Regions from separate parts of the Homo sapiens genome. Here all the other regions are linked to region 3. Evidence: chromatin loops called from intact Hi-C (ENCODE). Cell type or tissue: IMR-90. All regions are shown on one strand.

Region 1 (8,000 bases), 340 kb before region 3:
TGAGATCACACCACTGCACTCCAGCCTGGGTGACAGAGCAAAAGTCTGTCTCAAAAATAATAATAATAATAATTTGGACTGGGCATGCTGGCTCATGCCTGTAATCCCAACACTTTGAGACTTGAGGCAGGAGGATCACTTGAGCCCAGGAGTTCACAAGGTCACAGTGAGCTATGATCGTACCACTGCACTCCAGCCTGGGCAACAGAGCAAGACCCTATCTCTAAGAAAAATTTTTTAAAATTAAAAAAAATAATTATTGTAATTTCTAATTCTAAGTAAGTATTCACTTTTATACCTAATTTTGTATTTGTACATTTGTGTTCTCTTTTTCTTTAAGCAGATCCTTTGGAAATGTAAGCTTCCCACCTCATAAACCTGGATTCATCCCTCTTAGCTCTTACTAGGTACCAGTGATAGAGCACTGGGAATACAAAACTTCCCTCCACTTCTGGAAGTTTACATTCTAAGAGTGTGAGCTGTTAGATACCTAAATAAAATAGGCAATAAATTCGATGATGGTAGATGCTCCAAAGAAAAGTAGAGTAAGGAGGGGGATGAAAAAGTGCTGAGAGTGTGGGTTCTGCATCTTAGACACCTTGAGAGAACATAGATACCAAAAGAAAGGAGCAAGGAGGGAATGAGCTGTCTGGAGCAAAGTGGGTCTCAGGCAGGGGGAAAAGCCAGTACAACCCGCGGGCAAGCCTAGTGTGTTCCGAGTGTCCAGAGCCAGGAGAGAGAGGAGGGAAGCAGGAGAGATGAGTTCGGAGAACCCAGTGATAGCACAGGGCCTTTGGCCATTTCAAGGAAGTTGGCTCTTACTGAGCAGGAAGGGAAATATTGGACGATTTGGGGCAACAGCTTGACATGACCTGTCTTAACATTGAAACCAAGTCACTCTAACTGGCGGTGTCTTTTTTTGTGGCTTTTTTGTTTTAGTTTCTGGGACAGATTCTCCTTCTGTTGCCCAGGCTGGAGTGCAGTGGTGCCATCATAGTTCACTGCAGCCTCCATCTCCCAGACTCAAGCAATCCTCCCACCTCAGCCTCCCGAGTAGCTGAGACCACAGGTGGTGCCACCACACCTGGCTAATTTTTTTTATTTTTTATTTTTTGCAGAGACTGGGTCTCGCAACGTTGCCCAAGCTGGTCTTGAACTCTGACCTCAAGTGATCCTCCTGCCTTGGCCTTCCAAAGTGTTGGGATTAGAGGTGTGAGTCACCACTCCTGGCCCTAACTGGTGTTTTGAAAACAGATCAAAGGACAACAACTGAGGAAGCGGGTGACCAGTTGGAAGGCTATTGCAACGAGCCAGGTGACTGTGACACAGGTGGTAAATGGCCGGATTCAGGATCGATTTTAAAGGCAGAGCTGATGAGTTTCGAGAGAAAGAAAGGAATGAAGGATGATTCCAAAGCTTTCCACCTGAGCAGTTAGAAGAATGAAGTTGTCATTTGTTAACAATGGGCAGGACTGTGACAAAAGCAGATTGGTCTGTTCTGATTGTGTAAGATTTGAGGTGATGCGGAGGGCAGGGTTGAATATGAGCTGAGGAGAGACTTGTGGGCTGGAGATACAAAATGGGACTTCCTACACATGTGGAGAGAGAGAGAGTGTGTGTGTGTGTGTGTGTGAGAGAGAGAGAGTGTGTGTGTGTGTGTGTGAGAGAGAGAGAGAGAGTGCTTTTCTCCAAGGCTGGAGAGGGTGGACAAAAGAAGGAAAGAAAAGCTAAGCAGAACACTAAGGCTTAGTTTCTGCCATTTCTCTAAAACGTTCACAAAAGTTGGTAAAAGTTCTTAACATTTTACAACATTACCTCGACCCTCACATTCTCCACGTGACAAGTACTCCGCTGTTCATGTGCTTTCCTAGGTTTCCAATAAACCAGTGAACTCTTAGGAATGTCTCAGACATTGCTGATTTCATCATTTTAAAAGATTTTCAAATACTGTTGGTGTGTGGAACTCCGTGGAAGCCAAAACCTGATTTTGTTTTTTTATTGATTTTTATCTCACCATTTCCTGTACACACTGTAGGTTGGGAGTTTATTTTTTATGACTTTTTCTTTGCACAGTTGGTGAGTGCTGGCATTTAAAAAATATTTTTAATAAAAAACAATTGAGGAAGTTGCACTGAATCCTGAATAGGTTTATGCCCTAGTTCTTTAGAACTTTTGCCATTTTCTGAGAGCTCAATGCTAAATTGATTACTGACTGCCTCCCAAAGAAACCCCAGTCAAGCAATTGGTATGTGAAGGGAAATTTTCCAAAGGACACACCTAACATTTGTCGCATTAGACTTTCCACTGTCTCCTTAAAACAAGCTAGATCACCTGAAAATTATGCAGGTATCTATTTGCCTCCTGTATGTGTCGTGAGTAAATACATCACGAAGCTTTAAATCTCATCCAAAGCCTTGCTTTTTAAAGGGCTCAGATGCAGTTTATACAAATCTTCGGAACTGTGGAAATGATTTGGATAATTTTATTACTTTAATTTTTCCAAACAGACAAAGGGCAGCATTGTGTGCTGGCCTTCGCTACATGAGAACTTCCTGTTTCTCTAATGAGGGTTTAGATGTTTCAGGAGTAAGTCAGGATGTAGTCGGTCTTAGCGAAGAGTGGAGCAATTGTATACTTGGAGGTGTCCCTTGTCTGACACAGGCTGCTACGAACGGCTGCCTTCCCATCTGTTCCCAGCCTCACACACTGCCTGGAGTGGTGGTTCCAGAGCCCCCTACAGGGGAGCACTTTCCTGTTGCAAATTACACACTGCCTGGAGTGGTGGTTCCAGAGCCCCCTACAGGGGAGCACTTTCCTGTTGCAAATTACACACTGCCTGGAGTGGTGGTTCCAGAGCCCCCTACAGGGGAGCACTTTCCTGTTGCAAATTACACACTGCCTGGAGTGGTGGTTCCAGAGCCCCCTACAGGGGAGCACTTTCCTGTTGCAAATTACACACTGCCTGGAGTGGTGGTTCCAGAGCCCCCTACAGGGGAGCACTTTCCTGTTGCAAATTATCGGGGTTTTCTGCTCTGTACTGAGACTTGCCCTTTGTTGCCTTTGTTCTTTTGGGGCCATCATACACCCAGAGGCAAAAATAAGGAAAGACATTACTCCTGCATTTTTACCTACGTTTGGATGGAATGAAATCTGTGAATGCAATCCCATAAATACATGTTTGAACCAAAGCAAGACACTATCACCACAAGAGGCATGAGGGAAGCATGCCAAGGGGAAAAAAAAGCAGAGAAAAGGGCATCCGCTATTACGAAGTTGTGATAAGCATTGTGAAGTTTCAAAAAAGAAAATAATTTAGGAGCTCTAATTAAAACAAAAAAAAGAAAAAGAAAAAAAAAGCTGGATTCAGTGGCTCACGCCCATAATCTCAGCACTTTGGGAGGCAGAGGTGGGCGGATCACTTAAGATCAGGAGTTAGAGGAAGCCGGGCCGAATGGTGAAACCTCGTCTCTACTAAAAATATAAAAATTAGCCAGGCATGGTGGCAGGTGCCTGTAATCCCAGCTACTCAGGAGGCTGAGGCAGGAGAATCGCTTGCACCCAGGAGGCAGAGGTTGCTGTGAGCCGAAGTCACGCCACTGCACTCCAGCCTGAGAGATAGAGTGAGACTCCAACTCAAAAGAAAAAAAAAAAACAAACCCAAACCTTAGGCTCCCCTGGCTGGTGGCGGCCCCTCATCACATTCTTATAATTAAGGCAAATAACTGGCTTCATTATTTTTTCTAAGTCACATAGTGCTAAAATAAAGTAATTTTTTAAGGATCTGCTTCAATTGAGTATTTTAGTATTCCATCCTCACAAGACTCGCTGTTTAAATTGTAGGCAGTGTGTAATAGAAGACTCACAGGATCCTGACATTCACGTGTTATTCACATGCTATTCCTCCCGATAGGATTGGGCTGCAAGTACAAGGCTATGCATTGCTCACCAAAACATTTTTAATCTCAAAGCAACTTTGACGTTCTTACTGGCCCCTTAATAGGTACTAAAGGTTGATCCCAATTTATCTGAGAGGATGTTTTGGTGTTAAGAAGCTCCCAGTCTGACATCTGAAACCAGCAAGCTGGGGAGCGTCTTTAGGATTTTAGTCCTGTTTTATTACAATCTCCAAACATACTGGACAGACTTCCTTGCACTGCAGTCTGCGTGTCACCTGAACTGTAATGTTGCCAATCTTTCTCCTCTAGGTTCTAAGCAACTGGGCCAAGAAACTGCTGAGTCTATATTTGAATCTTTTTTGGGACTTTCCAGAAGCTCAATAAATATTATTAAACTGAAATACACTAAATAAGTACTTACAATGCCAAAAACCTTTTCTATTGATGTGCATATTTTGATTTCTTTTGTCAGAACTTCAAATTTATAAATCATATTATTGTTACCAAAGATGAATGAGAGTTTATCTGTCTTGGAGAGGAACATATGTAAATGAGGATATGAATGACTACTTTTAATTTCATGAAAAAAACGTACATTGCAACCAACAATTTGCATTGTAAATATTATAATTAGAGCAGAGACAATCCCTGGCAATCTTTGAAGAAAGGCTGGTGAAATCTTTTCAGAGAAAGCTTTTATTTTCCTAAGCAGCCTACATAGAGATTTAATCTGATTATTTAGTTAAGTTCGTAAAGATGAGCTTTTACAAAGCCTTAGCAAAGCCCATTCATCTTGCTAGTCCCTTACCTGAAGAATAGAAAAATAAAATGTACTTTATTTTATAAATGTTTACTTAGATTAGATTCCTTTTTCCTGCACATCTTGGTTTTATTTATTTTATTTATTTATTTTTTTACGACCTCTAAGGACCAAATCTCCAGCCTGTTAGAAATGATGCTATGTCACCTAACATTTTACGTAAAATTGCTATTGAAATAACCACTAGATGGCAGTGAATTGGCATAAAAATGAAGGTCTGGCAAGAAGATGCCCACTAGTAATTCAAAGGGGCAACAAAACAGTCTGTTCATAGATGCTCAACACCTTTCTTCCCCTCAGCATCCACGTAGCACTGAAGATTACTAGAAACCGTTGCTCACCATCGAGGCGGTGGCTTGACAGGGTCAGTGGATAGGACAATGACGAGCAGGGTGCAGCTACCAAGCCCTATATAGAGTGAAATGAACTTGAGCTTTGGAATCAAGCAGCCTGAGTTTGGGTCTTTGCTCCCTCACTAGCTAGGTATGGGATCTTGGATGAATTGCTTAACTTTGCCAGGCCTCAGTTTCCCTATCATTAATGCAGCAATAGTAATAATACCTCCTTCGTGGGTCAGAATGGAATGAGATGCTGTGCGTAGAGCACCTTGGAATGAGATGCTGTGTGTAGAGCACCTTGCATATAAAAGGTGCTTCAAATGACTGCTAGTACAGAATTTTCCAGGTCATCCAGAATTTTTCAAATTTTCAAATAATAAAATAAAACCTAAATCATATACTTGGGCTGAGTGAGTGTGGGGCAGCACTCTATAATAAAACACATTTATATTTCTGTAGCAAAATATATTCATACTAAATGGAATACATAATATATCCAAATATCAGTTCAGGTCAAATGTCACCAAATGAGTTAGAAAAATTCTTGGTGTTTAGAATTTTGGAGATTTGGGGATTGTAGGTAAGGGATTGTGGGTTGGAACTATCTGTTTATAAACCATGTCTTCATGGCCCTATATGCATGGCCCTATATGCATGGCCCTATATGCATGGCCCTATATGCATGGTCCTATATGCATGGCCCTATATGCATGGCCCTATATGCATGGTCCTATATGCCTATGAGCATGAATGCCCCAAGTAGGGGTGGGGAGAACATTGAGCTGCCCCTTTTATTTCCACATCGTTCTCATCATCCTGGGTAAACTGCTATGCTGACTACTCCCTCTAGACGATTTTGATTTTGGAATTTGTGTCTGACAAAATGACTGCATAAAAAGCAGGGGAAAATAGGTAATTTTCTGTACCCAAGCATAACTCTTGATGAAGAAAAAGGCTTATATCAGAGCAGGCAGGATGAGCTCAAATTTAGAATAATAGTGTTTACCAAGTAAAATCATAGTTAAAATTTTTCTCCCAGGCAAGTTTTATCTTAAAAGCATTGATAGAGGCACAATGTTCTAGGAAAGACAACACCAAAAAGATGTTGAAACCTTGTTTTGGGGAACTTGTTTGTTCCAAGTATGTCACCTTCAAATTTCTTCTTAAAATATCTTTAGCAAAGTGTTTTCAATCATTTTATTTGTGATTGTGCAGCCTCTCCTCCTAGACTGTCAACCCTCAGGGACAGAAATCAAACTTTCTCCTGTTTTTCTTTCTTTGTAATCTTCGTGAAGCTGATGACTTGCATAGCAAGTTCTGTGTTTAAAGATGTTAGAAATATGCAGGCTTTCTTAGCTCTAAATAAGAAAGATTCTTCAATGGTAGTCCAGGTATTCTCAGGGAATAGGTTAGACACATTTGGGAGTTGCATGAACCCTTTCAGAAAACAAATACATTGGATATTACCCAAGAAATGAAATTAATCTTAATGGTTTGAAAGAGCTGGAGGCAGGGATTATACAATGAACAAATCTTTCTTTATATAATCTGGTGGAGGATTTCTTAGCATTTTGTGCACATAAGGTCTAAAATAAAAACCCATCCTAAAAAGTAATTGCATAAACTAAGAGCAACTTTAGCTGTATTTCATCAAAATTAGTAGCATGGGGGAACCATGCCCACAGTGCTCTGTAAAAAGCTGCCTATGTTTTTTCTGAATGGGAAAAATAGGGTCATGTTGGCATAGTGGCTGGCAAGAGCAGATGATCAGTCAATGAAGGTCAATCAATTGATCAATCAGTCAGTCAATTGAATGGAACAACAAACTGATCATGGGCTTCCCTTGTGGAAAAATCTCTGATGGTCTCTAAGAGCCTACAGGACAAAGCCCAATTCCACAGCAGGGTGGTACTGGCCCTGAACAGTCACTTCTCAACCTACCTATTTTCAGTCTCATCTCCCTATCTGTAAGCCACTTTGGGATATCCGTTCAATATCCTCAGATTTTCTTGAATTCTGTCTCTCAGTCTTTCCTTTTCCTTGACTATCCTTTCTCCCCACCTCATCCTTCTCTGCCGTTCTCTGCTGGTTAACAGTCTACTCATTCTCAAAGGTCCAATATAAATAAACACTACTCCAAGGAGACTTTCTGTGCTGTCCTAACACTTTCTACATCAGACCACTTTAAGCATTCTGTATTTTTACCACTCTCATTTGTGAACTCTGACGGGTTTCAGGGAAGGATTATTATCTCTTTTATTTATTTTTTATTTTTTGTACGACAGAGTCTGGCCATGTGGCCCAGGCTGGCCTCGAACTCCTGTCCTCAAGCAATCCCCCTGCCTCAACCTCCCAAAATGTTGGGATTACAGGCATGAGCCATCATGCCCAGCCAGAAGGAGTACTTCTTACTTATCTTTGCATCCTAGTACTTTGCATATACGGTAGTTGGAAATTAATGGGCATTTAATGTATTTCCTGTTATTGATGAAAAATTGAGTCAAGCATGGTTGAACTCACTGGCATAAAACCTGTGGCAAACATATAAAGAGAAATAACAAGACTTCTTTATCACTCTGTTCTTCCACTCCTGGAGTCCTAAGTTTATAAATGAGGCAAGTCAGAACAGCTCAAGGTTGCACAGCTAATAAGTAGTAGAATCTTGGCGTTATATCAAGTATCCAAATGCCAACTCAGTGTGCTTTCCATGGTTCTGTCTCTTACAAATGAAAAGGCATAAAGGCCACTTCACGTGGACATGTCATCATCCCCACGTGGTACCACTTAATGGTTTTCCAAGTTACTCTGTGGATAAATGTAAATTGTGGTATCCTCTTCTTTCTTCTTTCTCATAACTGGGTAAGTTAATATCCCAGGGGAATTATTTTGGCATGTGGAAGAACTATTAAAAGAAGTTTCATTTGGCAAACCTCAGTAGCGATGCAG
Region 2 (8,000 bases), 1.0 Mb before region 3:
CTGTGATTAAATTTTTCCTCAGATGAAGCTGCTGAGGAGGCCAACTCTATCCAGTAAAAAGACATTCTAAAAAATTCCATTTAGCAAACATTTGTCTTTAACGCAAATGAACAACAAACATACTATTTAAATTTTATTGGTTTTTTTCCTTATTGTGTGACTTTCTCTTAAAAAACCCTCAAAGGGAAGAAAAGTGTATAAGTACTACAGTGATCTGTAAGCTAATTATGATAATTCAATTTACATAGAGTTTCTATTCCTACAATTAGAAGCACTAAACTTATATTGAGCCACAGGAACAAAAAAAGGGCTAGCAGTGTCGACTCTTCTTATAGTAAAATTGAAGGGACAGTTCAAAGTGGTTTGTTCTAGAAGAGTTTTATCAATTATTATTTGAGTGACCATTGATTGTGACTTGGGAGTATTCTTGTGTGTGTGAAGATACTCAATAAATGTTTAGTCTTTGTTATGAGAGCAAGTGGTGTCAATTTGTCAAAAATTCCTAGAACAAAGGAATATAATTGTATTTATTACCAGCGAACTGCACACTTAAAATGGTTAAAATAGTAAAGTATATATGTGTATTTTACCCCAATAAAAATTAATAAATAAAATATTCTTGTTAATTGGGTGCTGAGTGTACTGCCACTCACTTGCACACCTGACATTGAATACCAAGGGCAATGTGAGGAGGAGAGAGATACCCATTAAACTCTGGCAATAAGGAATCTCCTGTGCTTCCTTGTAAGTTTCAGGTATTTTCATTGTAAGCACAATAGCCAACTCTAGCTAATAAGCAAAAACAAAAGAAAACAAATTGAGAGGAAGGAGAACTGGAATAATCTGTTATGTCTAACAACAACAGCAATGACAGCAAAATCAGGCTTACCCTTGCAGGAGCCAGGGCAGCTTCAGGAACCTCAGTGACAAGATTTTGGGGACCTACTATTTGGAGCACTGTGGTTAACACAATGAGACCCAACCTCAAGGGCTCTTGTTCTCTGGTTCTCCTTCCTCCACATGTTAAACATATGGGAAAGAAAATGTGACTGGCCAAGCTCAGGTCTGGTGTCAATACCTAGGTCAATTAGCTACGGCCAGGTGTGAACAGAAGGATGAAGGAACTGCAAGTCAGGCAGCTGTCTCAAGTGGCATTTACTACACTCCTCTGCCATTTTACTCTGAAAGACTTTGATAAATTAAGCATCACCTTCCACTTTATCCCCCTCTTAATGTGCTCTCCTAGAGTAGCACCACAGGTGCCAGACTTACAACCTTTGTTTTCTCCTATTTAGTCTTAACCCTCGTTCCTAAAGCACAGGTATTTACACGAATGTATCTGGCTTAATTCATACTGAGGAGTGAATAACTGACAGCCCTTTGTTTACTGTATTTTTAAATTATTTTTTACATTTTGGTAAAACAGCCGGATACAGTGGCTTGCACCTGTGGTCTCAGCGACTTGGGCGACTGAAGCAAGAAGATCACTTGAGCCTAGGAGTTCGAGGCTACAGCAAGCTATGACCGTGCCACTGCACTCCAGCCTGGGCGTGACAGAGTAAGACCTAATCTCTAGATTTTTAGTAAAAAGTACATTACATAAAATTTACCTTATTAGCCACTTTTATGTGTACAGTTCTGTGGCATTAATTACATTCACATTGCTATGCAACTATCACCACCGTCTGTCTGCAGAACTTTTAAACCTTTTCCAACTGAAACTTTGTACTCATTAAACAACTTCCCATTCCTTCCTTCCCCCAACTCCTGGTAATTTCTAATTTACTCTGTGTCTGCATAAATTTGCCTTCTCTAGTGACATCGTATAACTGGAATAATACAGTGTTTGTCCTTCTGTGACTGGCTTATTTCACTTAGCAGAATGTCTTCAAGGTTCATTGATGTTGCAGCATGTGTCAGAGTTTCCTTCCTTTTTTAAGGCTGAATAATATTCCACTGTGGGTATATCCCACATTATGTTTATCCATGCATCTATCTATGGACACCTGGGTTGTTTCTACCTTTTAGCTATTATGAATAATGCTGTTATGAACATGGGTATATGCATACTGTATTTTTTCCCATTGGGCTCATGAACAAAGTTGCCATGGCAGCAGAGACAATAATAAGCCCCCAGTATGAGTGGCAGGTTGATCACATTGGACCACTCTCATCATGGGAGGGAGAGTGTGTTATTCTCACTGGCATAGACACCTACCCTGGATATAGATTTGCCTTCCCTACTGAAATGCTTCTGCCAAAACCACCATCTGTGGATTCCAGAATGTCTTTTTCATCATCATGATATTCCACATAGTTCTGATTCTGCCAATAGAACTAATTTTACAGTAAATGTGGTTTGTCAATGGGCTCATGTTCATGAAATTCACCAGTTTCAGTCATCTAAACAACTAGCCTGAAGGAATGATGGAATGGCCTTTTGAAGGCTTAGTTGTAACACCAGCTGTGTGGCAACACTTTGCAGGCTGGGGTAACATTCTCTAGAATATGGTATATTCTCCAAGTCAGCAAACAGTATGCCTTGATGCCTTTCCCATAGTTATGATTCACGTGTCTAATGATGAAGGGGTAGAAATGGAAGTGATTCCTCCCACTGTTACCTCTAATGACTAGTAAGTGAATTTCACTCGTATGTGAAATTTTTGCTTCCCGTAGCTGCAATTCTGGGCTATGCTAGTCTAAAGATCTTAGTTCCAAAGACAGGGATGCTTCCATGAAGCACAAAGTGTTGGTTCCATTAAACTGGAAGTTGAGATTGTCATCTTGGCAAAGAAAGGAGTGCCTGTACTAGCTGATGTGACTATTCTGACTATCAAGTGGAAATTGGTTTGCTACTCCACAGTGTGGGTAAGGAGGCTGTCCCGAATGCAGGAGAACCTGATAGTGCCTGTTAGAATTACTATGTCCTATAAGGAAAAACTACAGCAACCCCATATAGGCAGAACAGCTCTGGGCACAGACCTTTCAAGAAGGAAGGCTTAGGTCACCTGCCAGAAAGGGAATCACAACCAGCCAATGTTCTTGCTCAAAGTGAAGAGAATAGAAAATATGAAAACTTATTTCTTTCTTCCTTGCTCTGACTCTTCTTTTGTCTAACTTATGATACGTTAATAGTAGTTCACTTGATTATATACCTCAATACTTAAACTACAGGGTGGCAAAGGGTTGGGGGTGAACTAGCTACAAGAATGAGCATCACTAAAGAAGACTGAGTTTGTACTCTTTTTTGTAGAGAGTTTTGCTGTGTTTTCAGGTGTGTGAGAGACAGCTACATCACATTAGGTAGAAGCATGATGTTGCTTATGTCCTTATTTAGAAATTAAATATAGTTAAAGAGGTGCATATGGATGCCAAACTGACAACAGATGGACTCTGGTGTTTTTTAACCATGTGGACTTGGTTAGGTTAGACCTATTTTCTCAGAATATACCGCTCTGTAGGATTCTGAGTTAGAGTCAGCCAGAAGACCAATTTGAAGAAGGTGGAAGTAACACAGCAGTTGTTGCCCTTGGGGGTCATTGCGTTCGATGAGGTTACAGCAGATGCAGTGGCACCAGTGGGCTCCAGCCTGTCCTTACTCTCCCCCTCTCCGCAGCCAGCTCTTCTTCTGAAGGATGACCACCTGGAATAAGAGCAGCCCTAGGCCCCCCACCTCACTCCAGGTGGCAGATCCACAGAGATGGTAGCGATACAGAAGCACAGCTTCCGATGGCTTCCCCGTGTCTTCAGTTTGCAGCCTTATTTCGGTGCTTGGACGTGCTTAACTTCTCAGGTTGGTGACTTCCCCCGAAACTCCAAATTCCTTCCTGGAACATCACTTTCCCCAGATCCTCCTACGACCAGACAACGTCCCATTCTTGAACTAAATCCCTTGTGCCATAGAGAGCTCACAGTGCCTCTGCTTTCTGAGTGAACCCTGAATGATTCAAAATTCTGTATCACACCAGGGGAAGAAACTTCCAAGTGGTGAGTGATTGAGAGAATAGTTCCTACTCCTGGAAACCAAATAATTGCTGGTTATTATCATGTCATTATTAACTAGTAATAATAGTAGCCGGCATTTACTGAGCACCCACCATATGCCAGACACACGGCCTTATATGCCTTGTGCCATTTAATACTCACAAAAACCTGCTGAGGTAGGTACTTGTCCTATTTTGCAGGTGAGAAAGTTTTTAGAGCTAGCTCAGTGCTGAAAATGTACACTCTTGACTATGCTATTTTCATAAAATTCTCCTCCACATGTCACACATTGAAATTATTTGTTTACATATCAGTGTCCTCTACTAGAATATGACATTTCAAGGTCAAAAAGTACATATTTTTGATATCTTCATTCTTAAAGACAGAGTCTGAAAATTAGAAGGTCTATGATAAATGTTTGCTAAAGAAATTGATGAATAGAAGGAACAGTGGTGAGAAGTGTGGCCGGCATTAGTACTTCTGGTTAAAGAAAACTGGCAGTGAGTCTTGCGACCGACATTTGTTCACATTTCCAGGATGGGAGCCTAGCTACATAAAAGAATTCAGAAAGAATACAGAGTAAGCATATGCTATTAATGGGAGCAATGGTGATAAAAAGAAAATGTTATTATCCAGATCACTTCACATTTTGGTGGGAGGTCAGGGACAACAGGGAAGGGCATGCATTTTATAGAAAAAGCATTTCAAAAAGTACTTTGGAATGTGGCATTTGTTTTTACTTTAAGGAGCACATACACCTACTTGGCAGTAGGGGGAGCAAGATGCAGGGAAATCTAAAATTTTACACTGGACAAAAAATGTGAAGACAACTGAGTCATCTAGGGATAAAAGCATGGGAAAGTGATTTGACACAAAGCTGTCTGAAATGGGCTATTGATATATTTTAAATACTAACTCCTTAACTTAAAATAGTTTTGAATTGGATACTTGAAAGAGTGGGAGGGTGAGAGGGAATGGGTGATGAGAAATTACTTAATGGGTACCAGGTACATTATTCAGGTGATGGACACAGTAAAAGCTCAGACTTCATCATTATTCAAGATATCCATGTATCAAAATTGCACTTGTACTCTTTAAATTTATATGAATAAAAAAATAAAATGGTTTTTGAAATTTCTCAGTAGAGCCCTAGCATTCTAGCACACACTCAAGGGAAAATTGGGCAATGATCAGTATAGGTTTTCAATAAGGATAGAGTAGGATACGTTGTTTTTTAACCTAAATCAGCAGATTTGGGCCAGGTGTGGTGGCTCATGTCTGTAATCCCAGCACTTTGGGAGGTCAAGGCGGGTGGATCACCTGAGGTCAGGAGTTCAAGGCCAGCCCGGCCAACATGTTGAAACCCTGTCTCTACTAAAAATACAAAATTTAGCTGGGGGTGGTGGCAGGCCTCTGTAATCCCAGATATTTGGGAGGCTGAGGCAGGAGAATTGCTTGAACCCGGGAGGCAGAGGTTGCAGTGAGCCGAGATTACGCCACTGCATTCCAGCCTGGGTGACAGAGCAAGAATCCGTCTCAAAAATAATAATAATAATAACAGATTTGCTCTTTAGTGGTAAAATTCACACCACATTTATGCCAATTAGACCCAGCCTTGAACACTTTGTGGTCTAAAGAAAACCAAAATTGAAGGGAAAACTAATGGTACCATTTAATTGAAATTCCCTAGGCATAATATAGTGTGATAAGATAAAATGTGTATTGCTATAAAGGTATGTTTTGCTTATTTTGTAAACAAGGATTATATTCTGCTTTGGAGTGCAAGGAGAAAGTCACAGTCTAGTTTTATGAAGACCAAACTAGAGAAAATCGAGTTATCTTAAAGTGTATGACATCTCCACAAATGAATGTTTATGGCTTTACACTTGGAGTGTTCTTGGAACACTCTTCATAGCAAATCCTCCCTCAGAAGACCCCCACCTGGCATCAGAACAAACGTAAGTTCTTTCAAAATTATTTTGACCATCTCTGAATTTTTTAATTTGAATCTAGGAGGAAAAATCCTGTATATTCAAATTGAGCAATGTAATTGGCTAATGAATTGTTATTATTTTAATTTAATGATGCAAACATTTTGAAATCAATTTCAATGCCTGTAAAGTTGACATTTGTTTGGTTCACCTCACTTTCAGGGCATTTTCTTGTCTAATTAAACCCATGTAGCAAGGACCAGAGCTCCAAAATACTTCAGTCTTCACTTAGGCTGATAATTCTGATTATGGTGGGCATAATGAGAATCCAAACAATTTCACATGAAAACCAAAATATAATATAAAAACTCTCCATGGAATTCATCAAGTCTTATGTATCGCTTTGCTAGTATAAATATGATCAAGTTTCTTCCTAAGCCTGGGCCATGACCAAATTCTATGACATATAAATTTTGTTTTGGAATTTTTCAATTTTTCTTAAGGTCACAGCCTATGTCATTAGAACTATGGCATACATAGCTTGTCAGTCCTATTATCTGCTTGAAGCAAAGGTTTTCTTGCTATGGCATGTGATGATTTATTCTCAAAAGTATTTATTTTTGTTCACAGACTTCAAAATCAGTAAGTTACAAAATTGACTTGCTTTAAGTTTCAATAGTTCGTTCATTGATGCACATGTGTGTGTGCACATACATGAACACTAATCACACCTCCAGGATCTCCTTCAGCCCATAACATTTGCAATTCAAAGTCCCAGGTATCCTTCCACTAATATTTCTATCATCAATTCTAATTTTTATTGCAATAGCCTGATTCCCAAATCTGTAATTCAGGCCAAGACTCAGAAATCAATCTCAGGCAGGCATATTAGTTTTAGACATGATGGAAGAATGTTCCGGATTTTAATAGACAATCTTCCCCCTTCTTCTGTCTTTAAGATTATAAGGACTGCCTATAAATTAAAAGATACAATGGATGGATTACTCCTTATGAGACCCAAACTAGCATCTTTTTGCTGTCTTTCCTCCATGACTTAAATGTGCTGAAAGATGTTGGTAAAAGAGAAAGCATTAAAGATATAGATGCTCCTTGCTGTTCAAGTTGCCCTTTCTAATCTGAGTGAATGAAATCAGAGAAGAGTGAGGCAAGCCTGTGACACTTCCGGGATCTCATCATTTTCAGTGGATAAAAAGGCTTTGCATTCAACCCTCAGCACCAGGGGTTATAATCCAAACAGCCTTGTAGAGCTGGAATTTACAATTTTCTTCCAAAGGACTATGGGAGCATGTCTAAATAATTATACATCTCCACCATTGCGTAAACCAGTTTAATTAACATTTTTCAGGCATGTCACATTTATACATTCACTAAATAATTTTCTAAAATTATGCTGCATTACAAGTTGCCACATATCAACTTGGATTATTTTTACTCATGGCCCTAATCATGTCTGAATTTTATTTTCCTTTTTATATCCCTTTATTTTTTTTTGCTATAATTTGGTACTTCCATTGAAGATGATTCATACTTACAGGCTAGCCAGATGCTTTGTTCAATTTATTTGCCAAGTGTTGCATTTAATTGCCACTGACTTAATGAAAGCTGGCATTTTTTTCAGGCAGGTATAGCATTATTAAATGTCCTTTCCATTCACTTTATAATAAAAGAAATCTTGGAAAGCATTCACCAGCATCTCTCTGACTTAGTCAGAATATCCTACATGAATCAAAGAAAGGTTCTAGTTTTGGACATCCATGGGATTTGAGGAACGAGGAGATTGCAAACATGCACTTCAATTGTGTTTTGGCTTTTCAGTGGCACATGTTTCCAGAAGATATCAGTCAATTTACTCTCTATTTGAGAAGATATAAAAAATTGGGACGCAAACAATTACTTATTATTAGTGCTCAAATTACTTTTCGGTCTTTTTTAAGACTATTATTATTATTACTATTACTATCACTATAAATGCATTCAATTTTTTAAAGTAGTAATCCCAAGCAAGATTAATAAATCAAGAGATGTTCTCAGGCATGAAGCTGAAATAAAACTAGAAATACAAAG
Region 3 (8,000 bases):
GGTTTGCATGTTGCAGCGAGGTCAGAGTTACTTTATTGGGATATTTCTCATTCTGTTTGTGAACTGGCTGAGAGGCAAACCTTCTTGATCTAATTTAGAAATAGAAGAGAGGATGGCAGAAGGGATTATGAAAAGAGGGGGAACGGAGACTTTGTCAGAATCTAACAGTGTATTTATCATGTGGGAATAGTGGTATTCTGCCAAAACCACAGAAATGAAACTGTGATCAGAGTAGAGAACTTCTATATTTGTGTAGAATTAGAAAATTATTTCAAGATCAACATTATTTTTTAAATATTTTAGAAAATTGTTTTTAAAAATTCATCCTCACATAGCTATTTGCCTTAATCATGTTGAAAAAAAATTACTCTTGGTAGACATTACCTTACCAGTCTGTTTACAAAAACAGTTTATATAAGAACAGTTTTCGAAGGGGAAAATGGGGTCAGGTGGTAAAAGTGCATTGAATACTGACTGTTTTCCTTGATTTACAGCAATACCGTGAAGAACTTGATGCCAAGTTTAATGCTGATAAATTTAAATGGGACAAAATGTGCCATAGAGAAGCTGCAGTAATGTTGAAAGCGTTTTTCAGAGAACTACCCACCTCTCTCTTCCCTGTGGAATATATACCTGCCTTCATCAGTCTAATGGAAAGTAGGTGGAAGACGTTATATGTGAATACGCTAAGATATAAGGTCAATAAAGTGAGAGCAGAAGAGAGATGCTGAATCAAATGTGCTCATGTATAGATTTGCTGTGTCCTGACAGTGCTTGGTGGAATATTAAGTTTGATGGCAAACAGTCACCTACTTACATACTTATATACTTAAGCCTGGTTTAGGGTTTTATAATCATTAAAAGGCAGAGGGGTTTGCAGAAAGACCAGGCTCTTGAGATTTGGATTCCTGTGCAACCATCTGTTAGCCATGCAATCAAACCTTCTGAGCCTCAGTTACTACATCTGTAAATTACAGATAATAATTACCTGTCAGGGTTGCCGTGGATATTGAATGAAGTCATTTAGAATAGAGCCTGGTGTGTGATAATGCATCAAAAAATACGACATCACTGCCTTTCTTAAATCTGAGGTCCTAGGTCTGATGATGCAGCATGCAATAAATACTTCACAGAAGATAATATGTCTCTGAAAATTACAAAGTCACATCATGTTTCTGAAAGTTACAAAGTCATATAGATTAGGCCTTTAAGTGAAGTATGTGGGCAAAAGCACAAAAATTATAAAGTGTGTGTTGTAATTGACAAGGAATCATTTGGCATGGTTTGAGCATAAAGGTTGAATATTGTGGAGGATGTAACAAGAGAAAAGTTTGGAAAAGTAGAATGGGGGTACATAGTGGGGGCTTTAACTGTTAACCTGGGGAGTTCAGGCATTGCAAATCTAAATATGTATGAGCATGCTAAGTAAATGTTGATTCTACATGGACCAAAAAGGTCTGTGTCCAAACTGAGAGGACACACCCCATCTAGAGACATTGACCACTGCTTGGTTCTCCGTAATGGTTGCTGTGCCAGACTGAGAGCCAAATCCAGGCTTTAATGCGAAAACTCTCAATTTGAGAGTGTCAGGCACTAATTTTTTTTTTTTTTTTTGAGACAGAGTGTCGCACTGTTGCCCAGGCTGGAGTTCAGTGATGCGATCTTGGCTCACAGCAACCTCCACCCCCGGGATTCAAGCGATTCTCCTGCCTCAGCCTCCTGAGTAGCTGGGATTACAGGTGTGCGCCACCACACCTGTCTGATTTTTGTATTTTTAGTAGAGACGGGGTTTCGCCATGTTGGCCAGGCTGGTCTCAAACTCCTAGCCTCAAGTGATCTCCCTGCCTCACCCTCCAAATTGCTGGGATTACAGGCGTGAGCCACCACACCTGGCCCAGCCACTAATTTAAATTTTAAAATGTTGTGTGAACTTAACAGGTGATGTCTGTATCTGCCATTGTACAACCTTCTCAGGTTGGCCAGAACTACAATTTCATAAAAATTACAATGAAAGAAAATAATAGATCCTAAGTTGTATGGCAAAATTTGTCCTAAAAATTATGTAGGTTCTAAATCTTTGAATGTTTTAACTAAACCAGATTCATAAAATAATCTTTTGTGTCTTGAAAGAAGAGAATATTGTAGGCAAGGCAGTCATTTTCTAAGCTTTAATTCACATGCTGTCCGTGACCAGTATCTATTTTCTTTGTAAGCTTACTGGGTTTTTTTAATGAGAAAAACTTGCTGAAAAAGAGAGAAGAGCTACTAATTTCCTTCATTCATTTTTGTTTCAGACATTGTATTTTTTCAGTTCTAGAATTTTCAGTTGGTGCTTTTAAAATACTTTCTGTTTTTCTGTTGAGGTGACCTATCTTTTCATTCATTATAATCATATTTTCCTTCACATCATTGAGCACAGGTACAATAGCTGCTTCAAAATCCTTGTTGGCGGCCAGGCGTGGGGGCTCACGCCTGTAATCCCAGCACTTTGGGAGGCTGAGGTGGGCAGATCACGAGTTCAGGAGATCGAGACTATCCTGGCTAACAAGGTGAAACCCCGTCTCTACTAAAAATACAAAAAATTGGCCAGGCGTGGTGGCGGGCACCTGTAGACCCAACTACTCTGGATGCTGAGGCAGGAGAATGGTGTCAACCCAGGCGGTGGAGCTTATAGTGAGCCGAGATCGTGCCACTGCACTCCAGCCTGGGCGACAGAGCAAGACTCTGTCTCAAAAAAGAAAAAAAAGTCCTTGTTGGCAGTTCTAACACCTGGGTTATCTCAGGGTTGGTCTCTGTCTTCTTTGAGAATGGGTTACACTTTCCTTGTTACTTTGTATGTCAAGTAAATTTAAAGCTTATTCTGAACATTATGAATATAGTCTTTGGAGACTATGGATTCTGAAGTATTTCTCCAAAGAATGTTGTTTGGTTTCTTTTACTATTGTTGCTCTTTTAAGCCGGCAGTTTGCTTGACTGGACTCAAATTGCCAGTGGTCTTTTGGGCAGGAGCTCAACTGTGTGTTCAGTTGTTCAATCCTTCGCCGTGTTACCCCACACACGCATGGTTTGTGGGTCAGCCAGAGATTTGGGTGAAGTTTATACCAGAATTAGGACCTTCCATCTCTGGATCACTCATTTGTTTTTGTTTTTTGGTAGTTTGAATTATGCAAGGAGGATTCAAACCTCTAATTCCAGATCTGTTCAGAGAATCATATTTAAGAAGGGTATATGAATATATTAATTTTCATCCTCCAAAATATTCAATCCTTGTGTTCAAACCATGCCAAATGATTCCCTGACTGTCAGTTACAAAACATACTTTATAGTTTTTGTGCTTTTACCCAAATACTTCACTAAAGACCTAATCGGTATGACTTCGTAATTTTCAGAAACACTGTGTGACGTTGTAATTTTCAGAGACCAATTATCTTCTGTGTAGCATTTACTGCATGCTGTATCATCATTACTGCCTATCTGACTACAGCCAGTACATTTCACTGAAGGGAGAGGTTCTGAGAAATATCCTGAAAGGGTTCACAAAGAGTCCACATTCCTTCGTATGACTTTGAAAGTGAAAAATACTATATTGCAGGTGGTTGATTTGATACCAGCGAACCCTGCAGGAAACCCAGAGTTCTGGCCTGCTACCAGCAGGAAATAATGGCCTTTTTGCCACCTAAGTAAGCTCTAGTTGTAACAAGATTCTCTGAAGGGGAGGATTGTGAACAAGCGCGTGTGTGTGTGTGTTTAAGCTGTCCCTCTCAATACCCTCAAATGGAGCTCAGAGAACACAGAGCCTTTTCCACTAATGTCGTTACTTTCTCTTTTCAAACTTGGCCCCAAACTTGACCGTAAAATTAAAGGACTAGTATCATCATCAATCAAGCCTCAGATGCTTTCATTACATGCTTAATAACTTTCTGGGGAAATAATGACCTCAGGAAAGAGAATACTTGTGACGGGGATGTATTAAATGAATTAACTACAAAACTATTAATCACAAAACAGCGTTGGGCCAGGTTTCCTAAGTAAAATGAAAATGGATTATTTGCCAAATTAAACTTAACTTAAAAGAGCTTCTTAATTTCTCTGAAGTTAATGGAAACACAGTGGTCCCAAGCCTACATCTGCATCTCTTGTTTTTTTCTTCCCCAGAGTTGTTTTTTTTTTTTTTTAATTGCGTTGGAAGATTAGAGACAGTCCTCAGCCTGCAGTTTATGCACTAACATTATGTCTTGTCTGCCCCTAAATGCTTTGCACTGAGACTTGCTCTTAAAGTTTCTATTATTCAGGCAAGCTCACAGCAATGTGTATTTGCTCTTTTCAGTAACATCCTGGACCTGCGTCATTATAAATTTGATACAAGTTATCCACAAATCTACACATGGATTTTTCTTCAACAATATGATCCTCCCTCTCTCCCCATATTGCTTGGTTGTATACACTTGTCATCTACTCCTGAACTCTAGCACGCACAGCTCCAGTAACCTACTAGCTTGTCACAAGTGTTTCCACTGCTATACAGCTCAGTTAACTTCACCAGCAGCTGACTGCCTTCCAGCCATTGAATAGAAATAGATTTTCCTTCAACTTGAGAACTCCCCAGAGATTCCAGAACATAATGCTTTCCTCCAAGAACTCCCCACCAAGACACCATTTTGAAGAAAATACAGAGGGACAAAGGAAAGCCTAGATTCTCTGGTGTATTCTAAATTTTCAGCACAGCTGGTCGTGGATTATCCAGCTGTGGATGGAATCCCTGAGTATAAATGCCAACCCTCTGGCGCCATCTTGTGTCATTACTGAGGAAGAAAATACTCAACAATCTCCAAAGATCCAACTACAGTCATCACCTTCCCTAAGTGTCCATGGAAGATCTAGAATAAGTGTCATAGATCATAAAAGTAAGAGCAAATATGTAGAAAGATAACTATGTACAGGTACTGATTTAAACACTCTACATGTATTAACTCATTTAATCCTCATAACAGCCTGTGAGGTAGATACAATGACTATTCCTATTTTACAGATAATAAAGTAGATGCAACAGGGATTAAATAACCTGCCCCAGGTCACACAGCGACTAAATAGTAGTCCAGGTTTGAAACCTGGTTCTAAATCTGTGTTCCTAATACTTATACTTTTCTGCCTCATTATATGGAAGCAAGGTTTATTTTCTCTTGTATTGAGTGAGCTTCACTTCTATTTATAGTATTAAAGGAAGGGAAGGTCTGCGAAAGTACTTTGAAAGGGAAGTGCTATCCAAATCCAGAATTATTCTGAGGATCTCGTTGGCCACCTGCCTCAACAATGGCATCATGGGATGGGAAAAGGGAGTTGATGGACAGAGGCTCCTGTCCAAGTGAACAAATTTACATTGCTGGGCACAAAACCTGAGTCTTTACCACCAAAAGCTGTCAGGAGCCCTCCTGTGCCACCAGATGCTAGCAAGAAATGCTGTCAGGATGCATCAGGGCTATTTAAAATGTATGACTATTTCTGTTTTCTTGTTAGGAGGGCCTCACGTCAAAGTACAGTTTCAAGCCTTACACCTCATGGTCATGGCGCTGCCTGATGCCAACAGAGATGCAGCTCAGGTACGTCGTGTCCACCTCACAGCTTGTCCTGGGGCTCTTATTGCTCAGAGGACATGGCTCATATAGGAAAATGAAAGTGGAGATGACAGCTCACTGAGCCACCTGAGCATGCTGCAAACACACGGCCTTTCTGTGCTCCCACTGCCCTTCTCCTGAGGAAGACAAGAAAGAGTGGAGATCTTGGTATCTTGTTTTTTTTTTTTTTTTGAGAGACAGAGTTTTGCTTTGTCACCCAGGCTGGAGTGCAGTGGCACGATCACAACTCACTGCAGCGTTGACTTCCCAGGGCCAGGTGATTCTCCCATCTCAGCCTTCCAAGTAGCTGGGACTACAGGTATGTGCCACCACACCCAGCTCATTTTTTGCAGAGGCAGGGTTTTGCCATGTTGCTCAGGCTGGTCTCCAACTCCAGGGCTCAAGTGATCCTCCTGCCGCAGCCTCCCAAAGTGCTGGGATTACAAGTGTGAGCCACCACGCCCGGGCGGTATGTTCTTAAACATTTAAGTTTCATTCACTCCATTCATCCCAGAGATGTTGACTGTCTATCCTGTGTCAGGCATTGGGCAAGGTGTTAGGAGTAGAAGAGGCAAAAATGAAGGCTTAAATAGAACAATGTCATAAGTCAATAAGACCATTATGTAACTTGTAAAATAGATTCTATAATTGCTGGTCCTCAACTACTCACATTAGTCTGGTGTACTGAAGTGGAAAGAAAACTCTGATGAGCGTCCTCAGGGAGGAATTTGAAATCACTGGTTTAAATTTCTAGCATGTTCACGTTTTTAAATTTGTGAAAATAATTCAATTTAAATAGTTCTAGAATTTCAGAATTTTAGAGATCATCTGATAGAATTTGGTCATTTTACATATTAGGAAAATGAAGCAGAAAAGTGGTTTCTCCACTGATATATAGTAGAACATTTGATAGAATCATATTCTATAGTTTCATCCCCAATTTTTCTCTCTTTATTTCACATTCATTCTTTGCTGTATGTTGGTAAAAATCAAAGTTTCTCTTGCTCTCTGGATAATCATTCTATATACAATAGGAAATTTGTTTTAAGTACAACAGGTATTTGGAATCTTTGAAATGAAATTGAGATAAGGATGAGTTGAAAAGAGATGGTAATTTTGAGGCCAGTAAACATAATGCTGAAAACAAAGATGGTTCTTAGTGCTGCCTCTTATCAGACATTTCAGTGTGGTAAGGACCTTCCTCCTACACAGCGAAAATATCTATGTCAATTATAATATATGTCGGTCATATTAGATGTATCCTTGAGGCAAGGACAGAGATCAGCTATGACATAAAAATGTCCTTTTCTAATATAATTCAATAATTTTTCAAAAACTGAAAATTTATTAGCTTGTTTTTTCGCTTTGTCTACAGAGTGTTCTTTTATCAAAAAAAAATTCATCTGTTATCAAATATCTGAGTCAAAATGTCATCTACCCTTTCATACAACTGAGGATGCAGCAATTATCAAATAATTCAATACATTTCTAACAAAAGGTCCCCCCAGAACATCACGGGACTGGTGAGGATGTTACACACATGCACTGTCTCTCTCTCTCTCTCTGTCTCTCTAATTTTTTATTCTAAATTGTGACTGGAGCTAGGATTGCAGCTGGTGTGGGTTAGAGGTCAAGAACTCTAGCTGAAGAATTGGTTCCCTTCGTTCAGATCCTGGCTCTGCCACTTAAGCTGAACAAAGCTGCTCAGCCGCACTCCACCTCGGTCTCTTCATCTGTAAAATAATAATAGTACCTACCTCACAGGGTTTGGAATAATGATGAGTGAATATATATAAAGTACTAAGAGTAACGCCTGGCTCACAGCAAACCCTCAAATGAATGTTAACTATTATTACTATTTAGTGCTGTTTTTCTCATTGCAAATACTGTACAGTGGAATTCAAACTTGGAAAACCAAAGAGCACTTCTTTTGGGGATTTCAGTCGTCTTGGTGAATTTAGTATTTATACTTTGATAGCACAGCAAACTTATATTAAGCTTTCTCAATTCTTTATTTTTTTTAATGCTTAGAAGACCTGCACACAAACATTTGCTTTTGGCCAGCTGTCAATTTCAAAGTTGAAAAGCAATAGAAAAATAGCACCCAAAAATTCAATTTTTTTATTGTTTAGTTGAGTTTACATTTGGGCTGAGGAATGAGATACTTATGTTGTTTAAATGAATTTTCCTTTCCCTAGGAAATTGTAAATAGTTTTCAACAGCAATGCTTTAAGTTAAGGGTATTTTTCAGAATTACTTTTCTTCCTTCACAGCAAAACAACCTTTCGTGTTTATTGAACTGCAGCATTTTCTCTTCCCAGTTTATATTTAATTTTAACATTTGTCAGACTCTTTTAGGATAAAAGAAAAGAAAATGCAAACCACATT
Region 4 (8,000 bases), 320 kb before region 3:
GGTGGGAAAAGTCTATCAAGTGATAGTGACGTGCCCTTATGGAAAAAATTCTGGGGTAAGCAGAATTGGGGTTTTACTCTTAAGCTAACATGAGATGAGATTACTCTATCCTAACAAGATTTAAGCATCTTGTTTTTCTAAATGTTCGGTCATTTGTGTTAAAACAGAGGAAAATATGACATCTAACCTTTTTTTCCTGAGAAAATAATCACTGTCCTCCATGCTTTGCCAACAACAATCCTTTTTCCTCCCATTTATTGTAAGAGCTACAGTATCTGCAGTTTGGCAGAATCACCACCCTCTCTGGGGTGTTTGATTTCGCCTTTCGTATTTGAGCTCTTGGTGTGTGCGTGTATGTGTATGTGGGTGTGTATGTGTGTGGGTATGAATGTGGGTGCATGTCTGTGTGTATGTGTGTGCTGTCTGTGTATTTGTATTGAGGTAAGGACACTCTCTGAGATGTAAGAAAGCACTACAACTGTTTATAGGGAATGAGTTCTTTATTTTTATTCCCCAAGACGTTTTATAATCTTGTGTTTTTCAAGTTTGCCTTAAAGAATAAACAACCTTCTATTTTGTAAGTTTTTTTTAGATGTGTTCATTAGAAAGATCAGATCTTTCAGTACTTGCCATTAACCAGTTTTCTCTTAAGTTAATCATCCACATATAACTCTCCAAAGAATAGATTTACTTTAGTTGTGATTTTTCCAAAGTCTGTTTTTGCTTTCTCTGTTAAAAACAAATAGAAAAAAAAGGAAGGAGGAGATGAGAGAGAATCCTGCCCTTTTAGCATATAGAGTTCTGAAATAAAAGACTGAGTTGTACAGAAAAGCCGCCAACACCATCATTTGTTTTCTGTGGTTTCTGATGATTCTTTGTGGAGCAGTTTTCAAATGGAACATTTTCTTGCTATCACAGGAAAACAGCACACTCCAGGGTGGATTCTGATTGCTGTAGCTAAAATCTCTATCTCCTATTTCCAGAAGCAGAAACACAAATGAGGTCTGATGGTTGAAAACTTAATGGAAGAAAAAAATAGAACATTTATGCATAGAAATAAACACATACACACAAAGGAATACAGGAAAAACTGGGAAATCTGAATAAGATCAGTGGATTGTATTAGTGTCAATTTCCTGGCTCTGATATTGTACTACAGTTTTACAAGATGTTATCACTGGGAGAAACTAGGTTAAAAAGTACATGAGATACCTCTGTATTATTTATTATAATTGCATGTGAATCTAAAATTATCTCAAAATAAAAAAATAATTTTTAAAAAATTTGGAAAAGTAACAAAAGGAAAACTAAATAGTACCTTAAAAATAAAAAACTATTTAACATTTGTATTTTGAAAATAATTAGAAGCATATGAAAGAGATTGTGGCTTTTTTGTTCATTCTTTTATAAATTACTGGTAACTTATCATAGTACCTAAAACACGAAAGGAAACAGGTATAGTATGCTTCAGTTTGTAAGTTCAGAGGGTATTTTTGGTGGATTAAACCAATAACCTAAATTATCATGAGAATTATGAAGCCAAGTTTTTATGTACTTTGTGATAATTTAGGTTGAAGGCACATTATACTCTGACTGGCAACATCTAGGTAGAATTAAAACTTTATAACTTTGGTTAGTAAAAACGATGGAATTAGATAAATCCATTATCCTTTATGGCTATAATAAAGACCTTCGCCAAAACAAAGAATATGAGTATATTTGCTTTTCAGGGATGGGAAAAAGAGGATTCTAGGAATAACCATTAATATTCAGAGTGAAATGTGGGTTGAGATGAAAAGATAATACTTACCCCTTTAACAAACCATGTAGTCTATTACAGTGGATGAAGAGGTTTAAAAAAGCAAAATCTCTATCATCTATTTATCTATTAACTCTTTTTTTTTTTTTTTTTTTTTTTGAGACAGAGTTTCACTCTTGTTGCCCAGGCTGGAATGCAGTGGTGCAATCTTGGCTCACTGCAACCTCTGCCTCCCAGGTTCAAGCAATTCTTCTGCCTCAGCCTCCCAAGTAGCTGGGATTACAGGCACTAGCCACCATGCCTGGCTATTTTTTTTTAGTAGAGACGGTGTTTCACCATGTTGACCAGGCTGGTCTCGAACTCCTGACCTCAGGTGATCCGCCCGCCTTGACCTTCCAAAGTGCTGGGATTACAGGCATAAGCCACCACGCCCAGCCTGCTTTAGATATTTTCTGATATACGTTTATGTCATTATAAAACTGAGAGACAGAGTATTTGTAGCAAAAATTTTAGAGACCAGACTTCACAGAAAAGGAATAACTAAATCCCTTCTGAAAGATATCTTACTACCTAACCACCTGTCAAAGCCTGTGAGATTTACTATATCCCTGCTACAACACAACATAGCTCTACAGACAACTTGAACTCGAGATTTCGTTTTGATACGTGATTTTGTCATGTTTGGAGAAAGTGATGATGTTGAAAGAAAAGTGTCTCCTCTTTAAAATACGTTCCTTAAGCGACTGCCTTGGAGCGGGAGATTAGGTCTCATTTCCATTCAATTCAAATTGGGCTTAAAATGTAATTCCAGGCCCTGGCAGCTACCACAGGATAATATGCTCCCTCAGTGAGAAAAAACTTGGCACTTAAAACTGATGAGTAGGCCGGGTGTGGTGACTTACGCTTGTAAATCCTAGCATTTTGGGAGACCGAAGCTGGAGGATTACCTGAGGCCAGGAGTTCAAGATGAGCCTGAGAAACATAGCCAGACTCTGTCTCTACAAAAAATTTTAAAATTAGCTGGGTGTGGTGGCACATGCCTGTAGTCCCAGCTACTCAGGAGGCTGAGGTGGGAGGACTGCTTGAGCCCAGGAGTTTGAGGCTGCAGTAAACCATGACTGTGCAACTGCATTCTAGCCTGGGCAACAGAGTGAGATCCTGTCAAAAAAAAAAAAAAAAACCAGAGATCTTTGTGTTTCTTCTTTGCAAGAGTAGGATTAGCTCAGGCCGCTGCGGTGGGGCTGAGCCCACAGATAAGGATTATGTCAGCTTGGCTTCTAAGTTTGAGGAGTTAAAAGGAGATTGAGCAAGAGATTTACGGCTGGCTGCCAGAGGAACACTTCAGGTCACAGAGGCTTATGGAACTACTCGAGTCACAGTATGTGAAACGCAAACAGCTGTCTGCCTTACTGAGGCCAAACCTGAGTGAAAACGCATGGTTGTGGAGTGCAGGGGCAGGAACTTAAACACACATGCAAGGTGAAGGAGGGCCTGCAGAGAGTCTTATGAGCGGTCAGCCACTTCTCTGTTAGCTAAAACCTTCAAACACCTTTTTTCCTATTTCTGATACTGCTTTGGGAAAATAACCAGGCAGTTGGTCTGTGTCCAGTCTACTGTAATAACAGGATTACCATTTACTCGGCACCTGATTACCACATGCCAGCCATTTCATGTGGCTTATCTCGGTGTATGATTACACTACCCATAGGCCATAGGTACTATTACTATTTCCATTTCACAGATGAGTAAGCTAAGGCTTACAGAGGTTAAGGAACTTGCCTCAAGTCACATTCTTAGGAGTAATAGAACCAGTACTGAAATTCGAGCAGCTGGCCTTAGCGCATGCGCTCACTAAACTCACTACGGTGTACAGCTCTCTCTCTCTGTGGCAGCTGATGAGGCGGGAGCTGCTGGTGGAAATTCTTCATGGGTCTCTTGTGTTTCTACATATCTCCACTTTGCTAAAAGAGGCACTAGCCATCTATGTTCTGGGCTATATCTTCAAGAATGCTTATATAGCAAATAGTCTTGGAAGACAGAGATGGCACTGTCTCTGAAGCAAAGGGCAGGCATGCTTAGTGCCTACTTTAAAAAGTCCGAGTTCCCTACCTTCAAGTTTCCTCTACCACATCATGACTGCTGTGTCTGCACGTGTCTTCTGGCCCTCTTTGCATTGTCCTGTGGGAACTGGGGAGTGGGGAACCAACAGAAGTGCAGAAGTCCCAGCTACTGTATAGCTGTGAAAAATAAACCATCCTTTTGTCTCTCTCCCAGTAGTCTCATGTCTTCTACCAGCCTCCCTGGGATGTGGCCTGCTAACTTAGTTTGCATTTGTTCTATTTCATGACAGTAGGAGGGGCTAGATTAGAAAAGGGGCTAAAATAGGCCAAGCACGGTTGCTTACACCTGTAATACCAGCACTTTGGGAGGCCGAGGTGGGCGGATCACTTGAGGTCAGGAGTTTGAGACCAGCCTGGCCAACGTGGTGAAACCCTGTCTCTACTGAAAAATGCAAATATTAGCCCGGCATGGTGGTGCGCACTTGGAATCCCAGCTATTTGGGAGGCTGAGGCAGGAGTATCACTTGAACCCAGAAGGCAGAGGCTGCAGGGAGTCAAGATGGCGCCACTGCACGCCAGCCTGGGCAACAGAGTGAGACTCTGTCTCAAAAAAAAAAGTGGCTAAAATAGCTGATGGACTTTATGGAGACAATTTCATGGTTCCCAGAAGGAAGACAGAGAAGGATTTAATGCAGAGCAGTGAATCCCCTGGGCTTATGAACCAAACCACTTGTCTACCTAGTTTGTTTTCCTTTGACTGTTAGAGTGGATACTGGGGTGCTCCATCCAGATGTTACCTTCACAGCTGGGACACTCATTTCCCAGCTGCTGGAAGCATTGGCAGTCAAAGATTCTCATCTGAGTCCTTCTCCGTGAATTATCTTAGGCTACCTTGCCCAAGGATGGCCTCCTTCTACGAGTCTGCGGCTGTGGGTGGGTTGGGGGAAGTGAGGGAGTGCAGAATTTTCTGCCCTTGCTTCAAAGCAGGACAGCTCTGATGTTAGCTCCAGAGCTTCCTTTGGGAGAGGTTCAGTTTTCTGCCTTGTTTTGTGTGCGTCTGTGCAGACATCACAGTTCAGCTCCTTCCTCTGCTAAAATGCACTCCCTTCACTCATAGCACTGACTTAGAGGGGCCTCCGAAAGAAATTTCCAGTGTGTAATCTCAGTGCACAAATCTTAGAGAATGTTTCCCAGGGAAGTGACCAAAGACAGTTCTCTTATAAATCATGATATGCAACAAAAGGTCATATGAAAAAAGTGCTTCCCAAGATTTTGTGTGCTTTTAGTCACCATTTTTTGGTATCCATAGGCTTAAATAGGCCATTCAAATATTACCTATAAGCTTGAAAAAATAATATAGTTACCTCAAATTCTGATAGTTACATTAAAGAAATTATGTTTTTTAAGCACTAAAATTTTGACAATTTTGTAGTATATTCACCGAATTGCTTTTTCTAACACACTATTATACTAGTAAGTAAAAAGTAATAGAAAAATCTTTAACTTATTATAAAATGCCCTGATGGAAATTTTGGTACAATTGAATTTCTGTTTTCACTTGAGATACAGATACTTTGAATGTTTCATAGATTATGTAAATGGAACAGTGGGAAACAAGTCACACCATTTAATGTGTCCAGGAAAAATAGAATAACCTCCTTTCCTACAGAGGGAGGCAAAAAGACCGTAAGATTTGTTGGAATGGAAAATTTGGAGCTTTGCACAACCTCTGAAGTATAGATTTGGAGGGGAAAAGTGGTAATGAATACACTGAAACAACTTCCTCACTTTGGAATTAACAAGAATAGACCAGTAAGAGCAAGGATAAGATACAGGGCCAGTAGGTCAGTACCAGGCTGATGTGATGTCAGTAACGTTAAGGAACCCAACCTTTTGTTAAATGATGTCATCAGCTTTTTTTTTTTTTTTTTTGAGACAGAGTCTCACTCTATTGCCCAGGCTGGAGTGCAGTGCTACGATCTGGGATCACTGCAAATTCCACCTCCCAGGTTCAAGGGATTTTCATGCCTCAGCCTCCCAAGCAGCTGTGATTACAGGCGTGCGCCACCACGCCCGGCTAATTTTTGCATTTTTACTAGAGACAGGGTTTCACCATGTTGGCCAGGGTGGTCTTAAACTCCTGACTTCAAGTGATCCACCGGCCTTGGCCTCCCAAAGTGCTGGGATAGCATAGTTATTGGTTGTTTCTGATTGGAAACTAAGTGTGGAAATAAGACCTCTCCAGCTCCTGCGGTTATAAGCTTTGTCCCATGTGATAAACAAATCAGACTTTTTTTACGCTGGGAGTAGTTTAATTTTCAACCTCTGCTGCAGGGGAGACTATTCCTTCATTATATTAAGGTAAAAGCAGCACTAAGATATTTTAAAGTTTTATTTTTTAAAAGAAAGTTTCACATGAAACATGAACATTTCTCATGAATAAATGCATTATATTGACAAGTTTCATTCTTATCATGCAACAAGTTGAACCAGTTACTTTTAATCAAAATAATGTTATGCAAGATTTAATAGTCCAATACTCAACTCAGTTATGTAAACAAACAAGACAAGCTAAATCCTTTGTAGTCTGCTAGATGTTTTGCTTGGTTGGAATGGATCTCCCACATAAGACACAATCTTTAAATTGAAAAAGGAAGTCCTAGCGATAGCAAATATACAAACAAAAAGGAGTGTTAGTTTAAATCCTTATTTAGCTTATCTGAAGTTGCATACAATAAACAGAGTTTCATTGTGTTCCAAACAACTCATATATTGCTTCATAAACCTGGTATCTTATTATTCAAGACTTCAGACCAAAAATGAGGTAACAGATTGAGCAAGTTTCTGTTTCATCCATAGAGATATTTAAGGTGACACTACAAAGAAATTTTGGGCTGGGCATGGTGGCTCACACCTGCAATCCCCACACTTTGGGAAGCCAAGGCGGGATGTCGCTTGAGGCCAGGAGTTTGAGATCAGCCTGGCCAACATGGTGAAAATCTCTCTCTACTAAAAATACAAAAATTAGCCATGTGTGGTGGCATGATCCTGTAATCCCAGCTACTTTGGAGGCTGAGGCATGAGAATCACTTGAACCCAGGAGACAAAGGTTGCAGTGAGCTGAGATCACTCCACTGCATTCCATCCTGGGTGACAGAGCAAGACCCTGTCTCAAAAAAAAGAGAAAGGAATTTTGTTCTACAAGGGTGACGTTACAAAGAATACATAATTGTAAGGGAAACATCTTCCCCATGGGTATGAATAGTTTTTAAATTTTTGGAATTAGAGATATACAGATTCTTTTAAAATTGTTATCTAAAATCATTATTGCTCAATAATTTTCTAGCAGGTGAAACAGGCACAAAGTTTAACCAGTTGAAATCTGGGTGGTAAAAATGCAGACGAGGGGTTATCTCAAGATCAGCATTCAACTCAAAGGCAGTCCAGTCCAGTGCTTTTTGTGTGTGTTTGTGTGTGAGTATGCATGCATGTGGGTAAATGATCAAAGACTCTTAATGAGACCTAAGATTTCGAAGTTCTCCTAAGCAAGCAAATGTACATGAAGTACCTAATGCAATGGCTGGAATATGAAAAGACCTCAAAATGTATGTCAGTCTATGACTCTGCATGGATGGAAATATTGCCTGTCTGTCTGGATACCTCAGATAGATTTACTCAAGTCAGGCTTGCATTGCAGCTACAGAAAATTCCAAGCAGTTTTTTGATACCTACCTGATTGCTCTTCTAGTCAACACCCCTTACTGACAAATACTTCAGAAGCCACTCTTTCTGGCAGTTCTGGGCTATGCTCAGGGATCACTTGGGGGTCTTAAAAGCTGGGCAGAATCACCCCAAAGCTAAACAATTGAAAACAATGTAGGAAAACACAGAGGAGAATGAGTATGGGCTTCTTCCACGTGGGCGAAACAAGACAGTCAAGACAGTCATGAATCAAATTTTAAAATCAAATCTACCAGATTTTGATGTCTTTATGACACATTCTATTACTCAACTTTGGAAAAGAATATCTTGAGTCGTGTGAATAAGCCTAGTACTTGCATTTTGAATGGGTCCTTCCTTTGGTGTTTACAGTTCAGAAACAATAGAGATACCAAACAAGATAAGACTAAGCCACAGAGGTATCTGAAAAGCTGCCATCAATCAAAGCTCTTTGTGAAGCT

What was found. A loop is a pair of places that touch in the nucleus more often than their neighbours do. Peaks named below come from ENCODE experiments on the same cell type or tissue, not always from the same donor. Only the 100,000 strongest peaks of a DNase experiment are listed, where the experiment ranks them.
Region 1: it touches region 3 in a loop (8-fold over the local background); 92 of 110 quality-filtered maps call a loop at or near these places.
Region 2: a loop joins it to region 3, with 5 times the contacts of the local background. A loop is called at or near these places in 56 of 110 quality-filtered maps.
Region 4: it touches region 3 in a loop (4-fold over the local background); 5 of 110 quality-filtered maps call a loop at or near these places.

What each region holds. Positions count from the first base shown.
Region 1 is chr18:6,538,611-6,546,610 of GRCh38, forward strand. The region is part of intron 2 of LINC01387 (long intergenic non-protein coding RNA 1387); the gene reads left to right. Among named protein-coding and RNA genes, the nearest start is that of LINC01387, 31 kb to the left of the region's middle. In IMR-90, CTCF peaks have their summits at 2,845 (motif pointing left), 3,052 and 4,902 (motif pointing right); no DNase peak of the experiment used is centred here.
Region 2 is chr18:5,874,827-5,882,826 of GRCh38, forward strand. It overlaps TMEM200C (transmembrane protein 200C), which reads right to left. Exons shown (of 2, transcript NM_001395400.1): 2 at 7,246-8,000. MIR3976HG (MIR3976 host gene) reads left to right here. Exons shown (of 10, transcript NR_172496.1): 5 at 1,427-1,558; 6 at 3,617-3,793; 7 at 5,745-5,942. Among named protein-coding and RNA genes, the nearest start is that of TMEM200C, 17 kb to the right of the region's middle. In IMR-90, a CTCF peak has its summit at 4,757 (motif pointing right); a DNase peak (open chromatin) is centred at 4,785; H3K27me3 peaks cover 253 bases.
Region 3 is chr18:6,881,643-6,889,642 of GRCh38, forward strand. ARHGAP28 (Rho GTPase activating protein 28) reads left to right here. Exons shown (of 18, transcript NM_001366230.1): 11 at 495-657; 12 at 5,515-5,597. Among named protein-coding and RNA genes, the nearest start is that of LINC00668, 44 kb to the right of the region's middle. In IMR-90, a CTCF peak has its summit at 4,785 (motif pointing left); a DNase peak (open chromatin) is centred at 4,789; H3K27ac peaks cover 557 bases.
Region 4 is chr18:6,558,615-6,566,614 of GRCh38, forward strand. The region is part of intron 2 of LINC01387 (long intergenic non-protein coding RNA 1387); the gene reads left to right. It overlaps LOC105371972 (a long non-coding RNA gene), which reads left to right. Exons shown (of 3, transcript XR_935116.4): 2 at 1-55. Among named protein-coding and RNA genes, the nearest start is that of LINC01387, 51 kb to the left of the region's middle. In IMR-90, no CTCF peak of the experiment used is centred here; a DNase peak (open chromatin) is centred at 3,097; H3K27ac peaks cover 1,248 bases.